2 separate regions of the Homo sapiens genome follow, and region 1 is linked to region 2. Evidence: chromatin contacts called from ENCODE Hi-C or POLR2A ChIA-PET data. All regions are on one chromosome and are shown on one strand. The core of a region is the stretch at or near the end of the contact, and the rest is flanking DNA. Distances in the headings are between cores, read along the strand shown. Region 1 overlaps STARD13 (StAR related lipid transfer domain containing 13). Region 2 overlaps STARD13 (StAR related lipid transfer domain containing 13).

Region 1 (5,761 bases), core at 2,002-4,501, 58 kb before region 2:
ATGCTGAGAAAAACGTAAAACAAAATGTACATACTTAAAATGCTTAGCCAAGAGAACACACTGTTCCCAAGCATGCTAGAAGCACGCTAGACACACCAGCTTAAAAATACAATGAGGTTGTAATGTGAGATGAGGCCTGCAAACCTGGGCAGCAAATTTGCTGTGCTCACTATGTTTCCTGACTTGCCTGAGGTCCTACAGAGCCTTGTCCACAGACTGTCTGTAGCTAAGAGACTACATTAAAGAAACAGCTTGTAAATCTCTTTTAACTCCCATAGACTTCCAGCCTTCTCCACCGTCAGTCTACACTGGTGAGGTCCTATTGAACTCTTTTCTCTTGGCTACCTTGATGTTATAATCTTCCTACAGGGAAATGCAATTGGCAGTATTCAAAAATCAAATATTTAAAAAATAAGCATCATTCTCGAAACAAAGTAAATTTCCCATTTTTTTTACAAATAAGATCATTATATAAGAAAATATTCGCAATGTATTCTTAAGTGAAAAAAGCAGTCAACCAAAGATATTAGCATAGTACTGTTTTGACAGATAACATATATAAAGTTAGGTGTTCATAATGGGGCAAGAGTTGACTTTTTTCATTCATTGTGACTTTCTCTATTAGGAAGTTTTCAACACTGGGCATGTATAATTAAGAAACATGATAATATGTTCATGTGAAAACCCACATCGGCCATGGTTTGTTTCCACGGTGCCTTTGTTCTCATGCCCATGGTAGTGGGTGCCTCCCCAGGTGCTAGCAAGAGCTTCCCTCTGCTGGGTCTGTCTGAGGATAGTGGTCACATCATGCTCAAAGCATGTGTAAGGCAACTGAGGCAAAGCCAGTGACTTTGCCTTAAGTGGAATCGCAGATATATGGCTGAATAGCACGGGTAGCACCACACCAACCACTGAACTTACTGAGTAAAACAGTGAAAATGTTTGCTAGACCAGGCTACCAGTGGAAACACTGGATATCTCCCTTTTCAACCAGTTGATTTCAGCCCCCAAATGACTATTGGTCTCCTTAGACTAACAGGGATGGGGTGCTCTTAAGAATCAGGTCACCTTATGTGGGTGGTGGTGATAGGGCTAGGGAGTGTGCTTGGAGGCAAGAGGCGTCAGCCCTACATAAACCATGTAGAAGAGGCTCCTTGCAGAAAGAGGTTCCGTTATCAGAATACGTAGGGAAGGATGTTGGACAGACAAAAATAGATACCTGCCAGAGAGCAAAATGAAATAATTATTACATAGAATAGTTACAAAAATTACATAGAAATCTTTTCATAATACCAAGCTGAATGGATTGGATTTTCACCAGCAAAGCAGCACAGTAACCTCCGTAGAGATTGGTGGGCCCTTCTGTCCAGGTCCACTCTCTGGTTTCACTCCACACTCAGGTTTTCCATGAGACAGCTACAGTGAGCTGAGGCTTTGCCTTGCAGCCCTGGAGCTGCTACAGGGGTGGGTAAGGGTAGCAAATGGAGAACAAATAAAACTGTCAAAATGTGATTTTAATAGCTCTTAATGCTTTTACATAATATTATGCTGGCTAGCAAGAGAACAATAAAAAAGAGTTTTTCACACTTTTCTCCTCAAATGTCATTTAAATCTCATTAGGTAGATCTTTGTGAAATGATGGCACTGGCAATAATGATTCCTTTTTAGTTCTCCAGTCATTTTGGCCAGTGGAAGGGCCTGGGGAAAAGCATTAGTATTTGGCTGATTGGTATTAGTAGGGGCCATGAAGAATTAATAAAAATTGTAAGACTTTTTTACCCTTCCCCCCTCAATTGGATGGGCAAACTCAGATTTGATAGGGGTTAATTATGCCAGATTATTTTGCTTGTTTTGTCACTAGCTGGTAAATGAGAGTTGGCTTTGTCCTTAAATTGAGGTATCAAGATGTTGGGACTGCAGCTAGGGTGGGGGAATATGAAATGAGGGTGTGTGTTTGAGAGACATTTGGGCAAATAGAATGGCAAGTTGGGTATAGGAAATGATGCTACACGAGGAGTCACCTGCCATGGCTAGGACAGGGCTGCTTCTAATTTATGATATTTACTCATTGCAGTTTTGTTGTCATTTAAGCCTGAGGTCTAAAAGTTTAAGTGCCTGCCCATTAAAGCAAACAAAAAAAATCATCTTATTTGAATGATTGATTTATCTGGGTTCTGGTTAAAATTTGGTTATTCATGTATGTATCTGAATAGGATTTCAGTTCGTTATCCATGTTGCTGTCATAAAAAATGAAATGCAGCTATTATCTGAGGAGCCTTTTAAATAAAATTTCCCTGGCTAGCTTCAGCCCCATTGCACTGTCCAACCAGAATTTTAAGTTCCAAAAGGAGTGTTGTTTTCAAAATTTTTAAATTTTTCATTTTTGTGGGGACATAGTAAGCGTATGTATATATTTATGGGGTACATGAGATATTTTGATACAGGTGTGCAATATGAACTCATTACATCATGGAGAATAGGGTATTCATCCCCTCGGGCATTTATTCTTTGTGTTACAAACAATCCAATTATACTCTTTTAGTTATTTAAAAATGTACAAATAAGTTGTTATTGACTGTAGTTACCCTGTTGTGCTATCAAATAGTAGGTCTTATTCATTCTTTCTAATTTTTTTTTGTACCCATTAATGATCCCCACCTCTCCTCCAGCCCCCACTACCCTCCTCAGCCTCTGGTAACCATCCTTCTAATCTCTATGTCCATGAGTTCAATTATTTTGATTTTTAGATCCCACAAATTAGTGAAAACACGTGATGTTCCAAAGGGAGTTTTCTAGAAGGATTCCTGGCTGCCCACTTCTTCTCCACCATGTTATCCTTTTCATCTTCAGGATCTGAGCTCACCACATTCCCTGGGCTGGAGGGGTGCGAACTCTTTCATAGGTCACTTCCCACTCTCTGTCTTTGAGCTTTCTAGGCTGCAGAGCCCCTGTCTTGTGGGTCTTCCCCATTTGTTCTTCATGGCCTGGCTCTCTGGGACTGTCTTGCTGAACACTACATTTTCATTGTAGTAAAGGTAATAATAAAACAGAAAAAGGCATAGGATTCATGTAATGCCAAGAGAAAATATAATATTCTGTGCTTCTCTCCAAGACTTGCTGACTCATAATTAGGTTTAGAGCATGTCTAGAAATTAGGTGTTTTCTCGTTACTATCCGCTGTATTATATGGGAGCGGGAAGCAAATCTGAGCTTGAAAATCTATTAGGCAGCACTTTATCCATGACTCAGGAGCAACTCACCACATTTTCCACACGTTACAGATGGAATGTATGTTTTCCTATTTCCTCTGAAATACTTGTGTGGTTATCAAAGTAGGAACCTTCAAATACAGACTCTCAACTGGGTACTAAATAGAACTTTTGAGCAATGCAATAATTGCCTTTTGTACCTTCCCAGAGGAAAGCCCAAGTTAGCCCAGGCAGCACAATTCAGCTAAGCTGTGTTTTGAACAGCAGTTGTGGAACTCAGAGACTCCTTTTCTGATAGAAATGCTTTCAATAGCTTTTCTTTCCAGCTTGGTTCCCTGGATGTTTCTGAACCATGTGTCCATGGCAGGAATGGGTACATGGTAGGAACATGCTGGTCACACTTAAGTGGAAAACCCTCACACAAGAGACAAATCTCAAGCTTTTGAAATCATCAGTCCCTGGAGTAACAGTAGATTAGGGGATGACAGAAGAGGCAGGCGTTCCGGGGCAGGAGCCACCACAGGCTCTGTTTCCTTGGATTTAATGACAAAGTTCAATCTAGATTTAACCAGATCTGTGGAACTAGGCGGTAGGGTTTTGCTCTTCCTGGTGATGCCTGAGTAAGATCTGGCCTTTGGTCTATTTTCCTAACATATACCAAATAGCTCTGGCACATCAAACATCTTACTGCACAGACACTGAGCTTTCAATGTTGAGGTACAATCGCAGGCCCAGGGTGATGTTAGTGTAGATCATTTCTGTGCAGTGATCCCAAGAACGCCCTGTACACTCCAGCTTTGGCTATGGGGAAAAATTAGCATCATAGTAAATGGAAATACAATGACCTGACAGGGACCCATCCTAACAGCGGAGGAAAGGGCCTTGGTAAAGACTTGTGATAATAGGCTGTTTAATTTTGTTTGGAGAGACTGGACTTTCAACAGATGAACTTCTTTCCCCTTGGATTCATATTTGTCTAACAGAGTTGTGGTTGGGAAATGATCCAGGATTCACAAGGTCAAAAAGTGACCTGGTTCACATACTGTAGACTCCTCCTATCTCACTCCACAGCTTCCCCAGGCAGGTGGTCCGGTGGGCTGTTGGTGCATCCACACCAAAAATGGTCACCCAAGGGACATATCAACCTCTTGGGCTTGGCCCTCAGAGGTTCTGGCAGGCTCATCAAACTCAAGTCTCAATTCCAAATAATCAACTTTCCTCTTCTATGCCGCACTCTACAGCTTGAAATCATTCCAATGTGCTTGATTAATGAACATTTTGTTATAATGCATGGGGAATTAAGGCTATTAGTGAAATTTTTAAAACAATAATACACTGGATTTTAGCTTTTTTTCATGAGAAAATACATTTTCATAGGCAATCTAGTTGTAGTCTTTCTTAAAGTTATCCCAAGAGTGAAAGAATGAAGGAATGTTGAATAAACATTTTTAGCCTAATCTTTGGAACTTAAAAAAAAAATTCCATTAAAAAAAAAAAGAATTGTAAAGAAGAATGCCCTCTTTTCCCCTAGTGCCCTGGTTCCCTGGTGTATAAATAAGACATTTTTCCCTGCCTGAAATTCAGCCTTTGTCTTCTATGATCTGTGGTTTTGTTATTATCCACATACTTATGGATCTACATTGAAGATTATCTTAGCAGACACATAACAAGGACCTTTGTATTACCCGCTCGTTTTCCACCCACTCCCGGGTAAGCCTACTTATGCAGACTTACCTGGAACAATTTTGCTTTGTAATAACTTGCACAAAGCTCACCAGTGTCTCCATGATTAAGAAGGCAGAGTACTAGGGTGCGGCTGTGGGACTCACAATTTTATCTCTCTTGTGTTTTTCAGAAATTGAGGCAAAAGAAGCATGTGACTGGCTCCGTGCTGCCGGGTTCCCGCAATACGCTCAGTTATATGAGGGTACGTCAGCCCTTCGCTTCGCTCTTACACAGAGAATAAATCCAAAATGAACCACACGTATCCTGTGGTGTGTTTTGACTTCCAGATTTTTTTTTCTCGCCCATTTTGCTTCGCTTTCTTTTTCCCTCGGCCTTTTTGCTATGCCCAGGGGTTATCCTGATACCAATTTAGAAATGAATATCACTTCCCAGGCCCACTTTACTTTCTGCTTCCCACTACTAATTCCCATCTCTTTACCGCAAACCCCAACTCGACGTTTTCCTTCCAGCATTCTGCCATCAGCAGCTTTTCTGCACTTCCTTCTTTTTCTCCTTGTTTTTCCTTTACTACTCTCACTTTTCTTGAAATCACAATGAACTCACTGTTAAAAAACTTCCTAGAAGTCACAAAATTAATTATCCTGAAATTTCTGTTTAATTCTGTTTACTTTATATGAAAAATGTCAAGATATAACATGAATCAGATGTTATTCTTCCGAGTTTTAGGTAAGGTGTCTTATTGCTAGCATTACACTTCCTTTCATTGATTTTTTTTTGGTTTTTTTTTTGTTTTTTTTTGAGATAGAGTCTGGCTCTGCCACCCAGGCTGGAGTGCAGTGGTACAATCTCCACTCGCTGCAACCTCC
Region 2 (6,144 bases), core at 1,399-3,898:
AACAGGTGACGCTGGGTCTCCACATGAAGTCAATAGCAGGCATCCTGCAAAGCAAGTCCTGGGAGATTTGTAGGAAAAAGGAAGATGTACAGGCTTCCCCTCGAGAAGCTGGCCCTCTAGGAATGAGGTCAGAGGTCCCACCAGCTCAACACCACTCCCGGTGAATTGTGCAGCACTGGCATCATGGCCTGGCTGGCAGGGGTGGAGAAACGCAAGGCGAGGCTACTGTTCCCTAACCCAGTGGTTTTCAAACCATGTCCCACGGAGCCTTGGGCATCCTGAGAGTGGCTTCCCAAGCTGTCTGTCAGGGAGGATGGGCAAGAGGGATGCCAGGTTGACAGAGTCCTAATCACCAACTTCACCCAGAAGCCTTCTGAAAGCAGGTGAGTGGGTTGATTGCTCAGAATACAGAAAACCAGGATGGTGGTGCCCCTTTCTAAACCCTGCTTGGCCATCGAGAGCGTGGGATCCAAAGTTCAATTGCAAGGGTTGGGACTCAGCTCTGCCTCCCATGAGCTGCGAGGCCTCAGCAATTACTGACTTCTTTGTGCCTTTCCTGCTGTTCTGGTTGTTTTTGTTGATGATGACTCTGGGTGCGTGTTCACACGAGGAATGTGGAGCTTACACAGTGCTTCCCAGCTGGCTCTTTCTATGTCTGCTCCTCCAATGACCTGGCATCCACTTTTCCTCAGATGTCTCCAAAGAGCAGCGGCTGCAGGCCGTGCAGGCTGCCATCCTGCTACTGGCCGATGAGAACAGGGAGGTCCTGCAGACGCTCTTGTGTTTCCTGAACGACGTCGTCAACTTGGTGGAAGAGAATCAGATGACGCCCATGAACCTGGCAGTGTGTCTGGCCCCCTCCCTCTTTCATCTTAATTTATTGAAGAAAGAAAGCTCTCCACGGTGGGTTTTTTTTCTCAGTAACAACAGTAATCCCAAAGCAGGCATTCCCACAGTTCATAAGACTGGATGGATGGATGGATGGATAGATAGATACGAATGGATATATTGGTAGACAGATTATAGATAGATAGGTAGGTAGATAGATCAACGATAGGTAGATGATAGATTGATAGATAGTTGATACATAGATGATAGATGACAGCTAAATAGATAGATGATAAATAGATGGTAGATGATAAAGAGAGATAAATAGATGATTGATAGGTAGATAATAGAGATAGATAATAGATTATAGATAGATAAAATGTGTCTCATGCTACATTTCAACTTCAGGATTTGTCAACACTCTTTTCATAATCAGAAAATCTTGTGAGACACCCTAATTCACGGGGCTCAGATTCATAGAATTATTGAGCTAGCATTGAAGAATGCCAGCTGTGATCCAGAAAGCTTGAGTTTTATGTTGTCTGTGTGAGTGAGGAGGAAAACATACACAAAGTAGTATTTTACAATTTTTAAAAGGCTATATTTAAGACCAAAGCACAGGAGCTTGCAGTTAAGGGGTTTCAAACTTTGGAAAAACAGATTAATTTTGTCCCCTGCTGTTCTTCCTGCCCTTTAGTTTTCCAAGATTTTTCCTTGTGAACTGTCAGACTGTTAGCCTGATTCAGATATCTAAGATATGTGATCATTGTTTTTATTTGGAAACGCAAAAGCCTGGGATCTGGATAGCATCTGGGTATAAACAGAAAACAAAAGGGATGAGTTTGGTATTGTGACAAGCTCGTTGGTGTGGGATCTGCTTAGCACACTCACGTTCAATTACAGAGTCATACAGAAGAAATATGCCACTGGGAAGCCAGATCAAAAGGACCTCAACGAGAATCTGGCAGCAGCTCAGGGGCTAGCGCACATGATCATGGAATGCGACAGACTTTTTGAGGTGAGCAAAAGGCTCGAACCTCCGCCTCCCTAGTAGCTCTTGGAACTAGATAAGACGCTTGGGATTGTTGCTACATTTATGGTTTCTATCTGTTTGTTCCTGATTTTATGACAATAGTATATGTTATAGCTCTGGTGTTTGCTTCCAAGAAAGCTGAGGAGCTAGCTATACAATTGAGGCTTTGATAAAGACACTTGGGATTACCATACTGATGGTTTTTATGCAAACAGTGCATCACCTGCCATTATCAGGTTCAAGGCCAGTCAGCCAATTATGTTCTATTTGATTTTACCTTGGAGCTTGATTAGGTTAAACATCTGTGTGAGTGTGTGTATGATACTGAGGAATCTTTGTTGCTAAGAACCAATGACAGCTTATGAATACAGCCACAGATATGTAAAAGAAGTAAGTGAACCAGACTTGTGGCATACTTTTGTGATAGAATTGGCATTTGTCAATGGGAAAAGTGTGCTAAAAAAGTAAAGCTATTCCCAAGTCATGTTTGATGTTTCCCTTCACAAGTCTGTCTGTTTTAAGTCTTATTCATAGTGGGTAAAGTTGTCTGAGCCCATATTTTGCCAAACTGAATAAAAAGACAGTAAAGGTAAAATAAAAGGGAAGTGAAAATAATAAAGGGGAAGTCATTGCAATGTTTTGAATAATAAATACAGCCTCAGAAACATGTTTGTATTTCCTGACTTTAGGAAGGCCCCTCCCGGCCTTGGCAATGATCTTAGAAAAACATCTCTGGCCGTGTGGCCCTCGGCCCGTGGCTCAGAGCCGGGTTGTGGGTGAAATGGCTTTGCTTTCTTTGAGTCTCGGCGTTTCTTTGGCTCAGTGTGTTGCCCTTTCATGCATCCGTTGGTCTAGGTTCCACACGAGTTGGTGGCCCAGTCTCGTAACTCGTATGTGGAGGCTGAGATCCACGTGCCAACCCTGGAAGAATTGGGGACACAGCTGGAGGAGAGTGGGGCAACTTTCCACACTTACCTGAACCATCTCATCCAGGGCCTCCAGAAAGAAGCCAAGGAGAAGTTCAAAGGATGGGTCACGTGCTCCAGCACGGACAATACAGATCTTGCTTTCAAAAAGGTAATCTCAGAGGATGGAAAAAGATCACCCCCAGAAAGCCACAGCTAACAATCAGACATTTGTTTTTGCATTGAAAACAGCTGCTGTGTCCACAGGGCTTGGCACACACGCGGACAGTTAAGGCACATGAACCATTCAAAGAACTCAGTCCAGAGATCTGTTGCCTATAATCAGAGAGTAAACTATGGAGCCGGACAGCTGGATCCCGGTCCTGTCTCTCCCCCGTAGCTGTGTGATGTTGGGCAAGTCACACACCTCTCTGTGCCTCAGTTTTCCCATTTGCAAAATGGACATTGTAAGAGTACCACTGTCGGAGGAAGGCTAATTTACAAACCAAATGGCTTAGAATAGTTCCTGGCACACAGTAACCACTAGGTGTGTTGGTGATTATTATTTTTATCATCATTATTATTCTTTTAAGCTTAAGGACTAAAATGTTACAGCTGAGGTATGTAGTATCACTCTCAATTTACATAATCAGTGATGGTTTTTGAACACCCAGCAAGGTATGATAGCAAAACTAAAAGCCCAAACAAAAAATGTTGGACCCATATCCCAGACAACCTCTTCAGCTTCTGACGTTGTCTTTCCCAAGGTGGGCGACGGGAACCCGCTGAAGCTGTGGAAGGCTTCTGTGGAGGTGGAAGCACCCCCCTCAGTGGTCCTGAACCGCGTGCTGAGAGAGCGCCACCTGTGGGACGAGGACTTTGTGCAGTGGAAGGTTGTGGAAACTCTAGACAGGCAAACAGAGATCTACCAGTATGTGCTGAACAGCATGGCTCCCCATCCTTCCAGAGACTTTGTGGTTCTCAGGTGAGCCTGACTCTAGGGTTTATGATGTTCTGTTCCAAAGGCAGGACGCGAACTGTAGATGTGAGCACTTCTCCTGGTGTCTCCCACCAAAGTCCAGCCTCCACGGGGAACACTAAGCCGGCTCTTGTTTCCCTCAGTGACATCTGAGTTTTCTGTGTCGATGCCCGACTTCCTGTGTCTTTTCACCCAGCCTACAGCTCTGCCTGGGCTCTCTGATTGCCCCTCTCCTTGTGGAGCACACAGTTTATTAGGCCATAAATATTATTCATTTCCTCAGAGCAGACGGCCCAGAAAAGCTGCTGTTTGTCCGGTTGCACTTTCTGCCAAATTATGCAAATGGATCTGACTGGCTTTTCTTCTGATTTTGTTTTTCTCCCCTGGGAAAGTGTGTGTAACTCTCAAGACTGGAGTAGGTTTGACTTCAGAACTCATCTGTATAACTTCAGATGCTCATAGCTATTACTATGCTCAGAAACCTTGGCACTGCCCTGGAGGTCCAGAAAATCTTGTTGATTCTGTGTCTGCCAAGGAAATATTTCTTCTGATTGATGTAAGGGTTGAGTTCCAGACCCCTGTTCTTGGGGTTTGGAAGGGGATGCTCAACCAATGATAGAAAGTTTGCACAGTAGAGATGCAGTGTTGCATCAGCCAGAACAGAAATTGAGGGTGCTAAAGAACCTGAATAGAAGGTAATTAGATCAATATATCCTTTTTTATTGAAAATCTTGGCAAGCCTTGTCTCATGTCACAGATCAGCAGTGTAAAAGGAACCTATTGTGAAACTCCCAAATGTATATTTAAAACGCTTTCTTTATGAAACCAGTTTTGATGGCAAACTAAAGGTTACTTTTCACATGAGCTCTTTATGACTTGGGAATTGGCCCATGGAACCTTGACTTTTAAAGGTCAATTTTCCCTAAATATATGTATTTATCTCTGCTTCCTTGGGATCCTGCTGGAGAATGCAGGCAGTTTATAAGGGTGGCATATTACCAAAGTTATTAGGACATTAGTCATCTGGTGGAATTAAACTTCATGCTTTCACTCCACAAGTGGAAAGTTGAATAGCTGTTGCAGGATGGCTGCCATAGGAATGGGGCCATGCCATAGCGTGCCTCCTCCCTCCCTCCAGAGGAGGCTGAGGGCCTGAGTCTGTGTGTAGAACCTCCCTCCTTCCATCCATCCGGCAACCCCACCAGCCTGCTATTTATCAGTGCTTCGTTCCATCACGACCACGTGCCAGGCACTGCAATAGGCTCTGGGTATGCCAAGGGAATGCAGCAAACCCCTCTCCTGCTCTCTTGGGGTTTGTATTTCACTGGGGAAAGTCCATAAAAAATAAGAAAGGGAGATGGGCTTACTTATCCTGGGAGGAATAAGATAGGGAGATAGTAAGGGATGGAATTTTAAATAGAATGGTCAGGGCGGGGTCTTGCTGCACTGATTTTGATCCAAGACTTGAAGAAGTGGAGTGGACCATGTGGCCCTGAAGGAGAAGAGGTGCAGCCCTCCACGGGCTAACAATGAACCAGATCTGGTTCCCAACAACAGGAATTCCTTATGTGTAGGATACAAGGAGGTGGAAAGTGATGAGTGTGGTGAGGAGGCACGGGGCTGAGATGCCTCCTGTCTTCAGAGCATCTTACAGTCTAGGCTAGCATGTATGAGGCTGGTCACCTTTCAGGATTGCTGCATTTGTCTCTCATGTCACACCCATTGCTAGCTCCTCGGGAGCTTCCGCTGAGAGTTGCTGGAGATTCTCCCATTTATCCCAACAAATCTCTACAACTTTCAGTCGTCACGATTTATCACATCTTCGTTCATGAAAAGAGTAGTCACAGCATGGAAGTCGCTGAGCATTTGTGTGGGGCTTGGTTATTCCCAAGTTCTTGTCAAGCACATATCACCATTTCTCTTCCTGGTGTAGGAGGACAGGGTGAAATCATGGAGGACATGACTTAGTAAGGGAATAGAATTTGTGGAGTAAATCATGGGAATTCTAATAATGCAATCTATTATGATAGATCCCTGGGGTAGAAAGGGAAGTTAGAGGTTGTTACAGAGATGTTCTCATAGCTCCTGACTCCCATCCACAACCTTTTTTCAAGGGGTAGCCACCTCTGCTTGAATAGCTCTAGGAACAGGGAGCTCACTGCCTCCCAGGGCAGCACATTTCATTTCTGAACAGTGCACATTGTTAGACAGTGCTTCTCTCCTGCACAGAAATGTACTTTCCTATCTCTGCCTTCTGGAGTCAAATCAACCATATTCATTTCTTCTCCCACTCAAGAGCCACTCAAGTATGTGAAGACAATAAGCAGGCCCACATATGTTTCTTTTCCTTCAAGCTAAGCGTACCAGTTCACTTCTCTTTGAGCATGCCCTCCTCCAGG

What was found. A loop is a pair of places that touch in the nucleus more often than their neighbours do. ChIA-PET counts read pairs that join two places held with the same protein, here RNA polymerase II (POLR2A). Pooled maps may share reads with other maps.
Region 1: a map of prostate gland shows a loop between it and region 2 (2.1-fold over the local background). The contact joins two enhancer-like sites. A Hi-C loop is called at or near these places in 3 of 168 maps with a recorded cell type or tissue (endothelial cell of hepatic sinusoid, heart left ventricle and prostate gland), 12 of 37 single-sample maps with no recorded cell type and 6 of 50 pooled maps. POLR2A ChIA-PET finds 5 or more read pairs at or near these places in 2 of 52 experiments (GM12878 and PC-3).

Annotation. Positions count from the first base shown.
Region 1 is chr13:33,166,926-33,172,686 of GRCh38, reverse strand. STARD13 (StAR related lipid transfer domain containing 13) reads left to right here. Exons shown (of 14, transcript NM_178006.4): 2 at 5,065-5,136. Among named protein-coding and RNA genes, the nearest start is that of STARD13-AS, 110 kb to the left of the region's middle. Within about 2 kb of position 3,251, at least 4 of the 41 ENCODE cell types and tissues checked have a DNase peak (open chromatin) inside an H3K27ac peak, as active enhancers do.
Region 2 is chr13:33,107,480-33,113,623 of GRCh38, reverse strand. STARD13 (StAR related lipid transfer domain containing 13) reads left to right here. Exons shown (of 14, transcript NM_178006.4): 9 at 693-903; 10 at 1,732-1,846; 11 at 2,717-2,938; 12 at 3,534-3,751. Among named protein-coding and RNA genes, the nearest start is that of KL, 94 kb to the right of the region's middle. RefSeq lists enhancers at 3,795-3,884, 3,985-4,044. Within about 2 kb of position 2,648, at least 19 of the 41 ENCODE cell types and tissues checked have a DNase peak (open chromatin) inside an H3K27ac peak, as active enhancers do.